Regions from separate parts of the Homo sapiens genome. Here region 1 is linked to region 2. A link is a contact called in ENCODE Hi-C or POLR2A ChIA-PET data. All regions are on one chromosome and are shown on one strand. The core of a region is the stretch at or near the end of the contact, and the rest is flanking DNA. Distances in the headings are between cores, read along the strand shown.

Region 1 (2,773 bases), core at 124-2,623, 42 kb before region 2:
TAGTAGAGACGGGGTTTCACCATGTTGGCCAGGATGGTCTCGATCTCCTGACCTTGTGATCTGCCCGCCTCGGCCTCCCAAAGTGCTGCGATTACATGCGTGAGCCACCATACCTGGCCAAGTTATTAAATAATTTTTCTCAGCATTAAAATACTCTTAAGTACAGAGCCGGGCATAATGGCATGCACCTGTAGTCCCAGCTACTCCAGAGGCTGAGGCAGGAAGATCACTTGAGCCCAGGTGTTTGAGTCCAGCCTGGGTCACACAGTGGGGGCCTCGTCTCAAAAAAAAAAAAAAAAAGAAAAAGAAAAAAAAGCTTTAAGTACCATAGGGGAGAATCTAGCACAGCAATGTGAATGTACTTAATACCACAGAAGGGTACACTTAAAAATGGTTAAGATGATAAGTCCTATGTTACATATATTTTTCCACAATAACAAAAGATGTGACCCAATATGAGTTCGCCCATTCATACAAGAGTGATTTCAAGGTGCTGCTAGAAAGCAAACCTTGGCTTAGGAAGGCCAGATATTTGAATCACGTATGATGAACTGGAAGCATGAACAGAGAGCATAATGAAGACTCCAAACCCGGGTGCGGTGGCTCACGCCTGTAATCCCAGTACTTTGGGTGGCCAAGGTGGGTGAATCACCTGAGGTCAGCAGTTCGAGACCAGCCTGGCTAACATGGCAAAACCCTGTCTCTACTAAAAATACAAAAATTAATTGGGTTTGGTGGTGGGCGCCTGTAATCCCAGCTACTAGGGAGGCTGAGGCAGAAGAATCACTTGAGACTGGGAAGTGGAGGTTACAGTGAGCTGAGATCATCCCACCGCACTCCAGCTTGGGTGACAAAGCAAGACTCCATCTCAGGAAAAAGGAAAAATTAAAAGAAAAAAAAAGACTCCAGAGCAAGTGTTTGTCATCATCCTTATCTGGGAAAGACAGAGCATCTGTCACCCTCTGCAGGGAAGAACCTGTCTAAACTGTGAAGGGCCACATTTCACCAGGGTGCCCTAAAGAGGCAGGATGTATAGCTGTACCTTTCTCTGAGAACTTTCTCTGACATACTTCTGACTTTTTCAGCTTCAGAATATCCTTCTAAGTGACCATGCTACACTGTTTTTGTTTTTTCTTTTAATGAAATAGCAAAAAACACAAAGCAAATCTGTGCTGGAGGAGGGCAGTCCTTAGAATAAGAATAATTCTTAGAATAATAAGACTGATTGCTTTCGGATCGGAACTTCCACCTGCGGTGTGGGCGCCCACTCAATGCGGGCTGTTCTGTAGAAGTAGTGAGCAGAACTCAACGTTTAGTCATTATATCCTGCAAATGGAAACTGGGTAAACCTGAGTCGAATAATAAAGGAACTTTAAAATGGGAAATGAGACTCTTGGTCATAGCTTGCTCTCTTTTCTCACAGCTTCTGGGAGTGCAACATTTGGGGACAGCTGGATAGGAAAGAAACAGCAAATACTTTTTAAAAATCTTCTTGGAATAAAGAGTAAATCAAGCAAACAGTTATCAGTTCGTGAAGAAATATTTGTGAGTACCCTTTATACATGTAAAACATCCCTGTTCTTTCTTTGGGGAGGGACATATCTCACTCTGTCACCTATGCTGGAGTGCAGTGGCGTGATCATGGTTCACTGCAACCTCCGCCTCCCAGGTTCAAGCAATTCTCCCACCTCAGCCTTGCAAGTAGCTGGGGCTACAGGCACATGCCACCATGGTCAGCTAATTTTTAAATTTTTTGTAGAGATGGGGTCTTGCTATGTTGCCCAGGCTGGTTTGAAACTCCTGAGTTCAAGGGATTCACCTGCCTCGGCCTCCCAAAGTGCTGGGATTACAGGCGTGAGCCACCATGCCTGGCCTCAAATCCCTGTTCTTAAGAAGGTTGCTATCACATGGAGAAGATAAATACAGATCGATCATAGTGAGATGGACAGATGACTCTATATCTGTCAATGGGGAAGATATAAGAGACTACAAAAATTCAAAATGAGCCACAGTCTAGAGATTTTCAGGAAGGAAGAAATTACTATGGACTGCGATGGTCAAGAAAAACTTTACAGAGGGGGTCAAAGTTTGAACGAGGCCTTGAAAGCTGTTCAATGTTCTGGTAGGGAAAAAAAGAATAAGAATAGATTTCCAGGGAGGAGAACAAGCATGCACAAAGGCACAGAGGTGTCTTTGGAGCACTAGTGAGCAGCCAGTCAGGCTAGAGCTATGGGGTTAATGCAGTTCACTGAGTGAAGATCAGACCATCGCTCCCAGTTCTCTGCTCGCTGTCAGGTGACTGGGCAGTAACTTCCCCCAGAATGGGTGAAGCTTATTTCCTTGCTTCACTTACGTTGGGTTTGGCCATGTGACTTGCTTTGACCAAAAGAATGTGGCAGATGGGACGATGCATGGATTCTAAGCAGAGAGCTTGAGGTGCAGAGTGTGTTTCTGTCATTTGCCTGTACTCTTCCCATTGACCGTGGGAAGAATATGTCAGAGTTCTGTGCTATCCAGGGACAATAAGAGAGGCGTGGGGCCAGGCGCAGCGGCTCATGTTTGTAATCCCAGCATTTTGAGAGGCCAAGGCTGTTGGATCACCTGAGGTCAGGAGTTCGAGACCAGCCTGGCCAAGATGGTGAAACCCCATCTCTACTAAATATACAAAATTAGCCGGGCCTGGTGGCACATGCCTGTAATCTCAGCTACTTGGGAGGCTGAGGCAGCAGAATCGCTTGAACCCGGGAGGCAGAGGTTGCAGTGAGCCGAGATC
Region 2 (3,035 bases), core at 371-2,870:
GATCCTTGTCCTATTTTGTGTGTATTGTTGGGATTAAAAAAGTGTTTATGGCACCTAGAAGAGAGGAAGATGGCTGCAGGTGGGCCCTGCCCCTGGTTCATGAGGGAAGTCAGCATGAGGAGTCATTTCCATGGGGTTTTATCCCCACACAGTTGCTTACAAAGTATCTGAATCATATCCTCCTTTCTTTAAATTTCCTACAAGGCTGGGCATGGTGACTCACGCCTGTTATCCCAGCACTTTGGGAGGCCGAGGGGAGAGGATTGCTTGAGGCCAGGAGTTTGAAACCAGCCTGGGCAACATAGAGAAACTTCTGTACAAAAAATTAAAAAATTAGCCAGGTGTGGGGGCACGTGCATGTAGTCCCACATACTTGGGAGGCTGAGACGGGATGATGGCTTGAGCCCAGGAGGTCGAGGCTGCAGTGAACTATGATGGTGCCACCAAAGTCCAGCCTGGGTGACACAGCGAGACTCTCTCAAAAAAAAAAAAAATTCCTACAAAATGGCAGAAAGTATTTAAGTAGATATTATCTCCATGGTTTCACAAATTGTCTCCCAAAACAACTAATATGGTATTAAAAATCTTGTCATGGGTTTTTAAGTTATTATTTTAATAAGGGGAAATTAATGGAAAAAACAATAAAATTCCAGAACTGCTCATGTGAATTGCTTTCTATCTGAGTACAATAGTGTGAGAAAATAAAGGAATCCTTCAGATGAATTATTATTAAGAGTAATTATTGGTGTTAACACATTTCAGATTTTTTTATGAGAGTAATCCATTTTATAAGAATAAATATAGATTTGTTTGCTGACCTCAAAACTGCCAACTAGCATTACAATAAGCTTATAGGAATCAAATATAATTTGAGTAACAAGAATCTTGCCATTGATTCATTCTCCTGAACCCTTAAATTTGGAAAAGCACTAAAATAAAGTCTGGAAATGTGACATCGATGAGTCAGAAAAACCCACTGAACCCAAAGGCCTTCGTTTCTCAGGCTGTGCACACCACTGCTATATAACAGGTTAATGACGTGCCACAGTGAATCATCCACCTAAGATGGAAATAACTCAAAACAACAGCGCGTTCTCGTGACCTCTCCCTGCATTCATCTGGTGAAAATCTTTCCCCCTGCCCTTTCCCCTGCCCTTTCATTCCTTTCCCCCAGAGTCTGTTACTGAGTTATTAAGTGGAGCCAACATCAAAATTGTGCTGAAACGTACAGTCATAAGTAAACTTGCTTGTGAATGGATCACAGTTGCACCCACGGTGAAGATAAAAAGACATTTGACTTCAGGGCAGTTTGTTAACAAAAATTATTAATCTGTAAATTCAGTCATATTACATAATTGACCTCCCTGCAAGAAAACCTTATTATTGAAATGGACAGACAAGAGTTATACACATGTATACAGTGTACACACACACAAGCGTAAGAAAATAGGGCTGTGCCTATATGTACGTGTGGTATTTTCCAAAGGTCAAAATAAAGATTAAAAGAGAGAGAGAGAGAGAGAGGAAAAAAAAAAAAACACCCAGCCCTGACAGCTAAAAGTCTTATTTGGGTTAGCAGCCAGAAAGAGCTGGGGTGGAGTTATCACAGTGAAGCAATGCATTGCAAACAAGCCATGCTCACATCGTGACTGGGTGGAGTTAGAATCTTTTTGTGAGTATGTCACTTCTGAGTTCATTTTATGTCTTGGGAAGAACCACAAGTTGTTGATGAAAAAGAAATGGAAATACTACAAAATCAGCTAGATTTTGTGATTATTATTGTTATTATTGGATAGATGAGGGGTGAGGTGGTTGAAGCCGCTTGTCCAGGCTAAAACTTTCCCTTAGATTCCTTGAACGACAAGGAAATTTTCCCTAATGCTTAATATTTCTAGGCTTCAGTTTTTCAATCCTTAAATCGTTTCTCTTTTCCACCTGGATACATTTCAAAACTATGTCTTTTAAACATTTATCCTAAGTACTGTGATGCATATGGTTTACAGGACATATGTTTATATCGACGGCAGAGTTAATCTCACACATTTAACTCAGTTTGCATGCAGTTTGGGATGCCGTGAAGATCAGCAATTCCAGCCATGGAATCTGGAATTTTGGACCTGGATGAGGGCGGCCTTTATTGCATCGGTCAGAGTAGCTTGCCTAAACACAGCCAGCTCAACATCCCCCAGGCATTTCCCTCTAAGTAGCTCCGACTCACTACTCCCCTTCATGCATTCTCTTCCCATGCGCCTTAACTTGGTAAAAGGCCATTAGTCACATATCAGTCTGACTTAGAACCCTTGGCATAGTCCCTTACTCCTCCCATTTTTCCATCTAGTCGGTCGAGGAATCTGTTGGCTTTTCCTGTAGAAGGCTTCTCCTTGCCTTCATTCTCTCTATCAAGCCACAGTTGACACCTCACCAGCTCACCCAGCCTCCAGCCTTCCAGACTCCCCATCAATATTCACCACCACCGTTGCTGCAAATTGCAAATACAAATGTGAATGTGTCACTCTCCTGTTTAAAAATCTTCCCTGGCTGCTTATGATGAAGTGGAGAGCGTTCAGGCACTCAGCGTGTCTTTCAAAGTCCTTCCTAATTTGTCCCATTCGGGGCCTTTTATTTTTTAATTTATTTATATTTTTTTACATTATTTTATTTTATTTTTAGCAGAGACAGGGTCTTGCTATGTTGCCCAGGCAGGTCTCAAACTCCTGGGCTCAAGTGATCCTCGCACCTCCACCTCCCAAAATGCTGGGATTACAGGCTTGAGCCACCAGGCCTGGCCTCAGGACCCTTGATGTTTTCTGAACAGGCTTTTTAGAACTCTTTTTGTCTTTGTATATGCTATTCCCTTTAAATAATATCCTCCTCTGTGCATATCTCCTTCATAAAATCCTACTGATCATTCAAAATCCAGCTGTCATGCTAACACTTTAATGGTATCTTCATTCCCAGCAGAGATTTGCTATCTACTGCACTTGGTAAACATGTCAGTAAATCCTGGCCTTAACAACCAACTTGACATGGTATTT

What was found. A loop is a pair of places that touch in the nucleus more often than their neighbours do. ChIA-PET counts read pairs that join two places held with the same protein, here RNA polymerase II (POLR2A). Pooled maps may share reads with other maps.
Region 1: a loop to region 2 is called in a map with no recorded cell type, with 4 times the contacts of the local background. The contact joins two enhancer-like sites. A Hi-C loop is called at or near these places in 4 of 168 maps with a recorded cell type or tissue (B cell, Caco-2, GM12878 and 1 more), 7 of 37 single-sample maps with no recorded cell type and 6 of 50 pooled maps. POLR2A ChIA-PET finds 5 or more read pairs at or near these places in 5 of 52 experiments (CD8-positive, alpha-beta memory T cell, GM12878, activated CD4-positive, alpha-beta T cell and 2 more).

The regions. Positions count from the first base shown.
Region 1 is chr10:26,527,756-26,530,528 of GRCh38, reverse strand. The region is part of intron 8 of APBB1IP (amyloid beta precursor protein binding family B member 1 interacting protein); the gene reads right to left. Among named protein-coding and RNA genes, the nearest start is that of LINC03028, 50 kb to the left of the region's middle. RefSeq lists a silencer at 1,015-1,064. Within about 2 kb of position 1,373, at least 2 of the 41 ENCODE cell types and tissues checked have a DNase peak (open chromatin) inside an H3K27ac peak, as active enhancers do; they include GM12878, where a contact is called at or near this core.
Region 2 is chr10:26,485,701-26,488,735 of GRCh38, reverse strand. The region is part of intron 2 of APBB1IP (amyloid beta precursor protein binding family B member 1 interacting protein); the gene reads right to left. Among named protein-coding and RNA genes, the nearest start is that of APBB1IP, 49 kb to the right of the region's middle. RefSeq lists an enhancer at 1,464-1,513. Within about 2 kb of position 1,620, at least 13 of the 41 ENCODE cell types and tissues checked have a DNase peak (open chromatin) inside an H3K27ac peak, as active enhancers do; they include GM12878, where a contact is called at or near this core.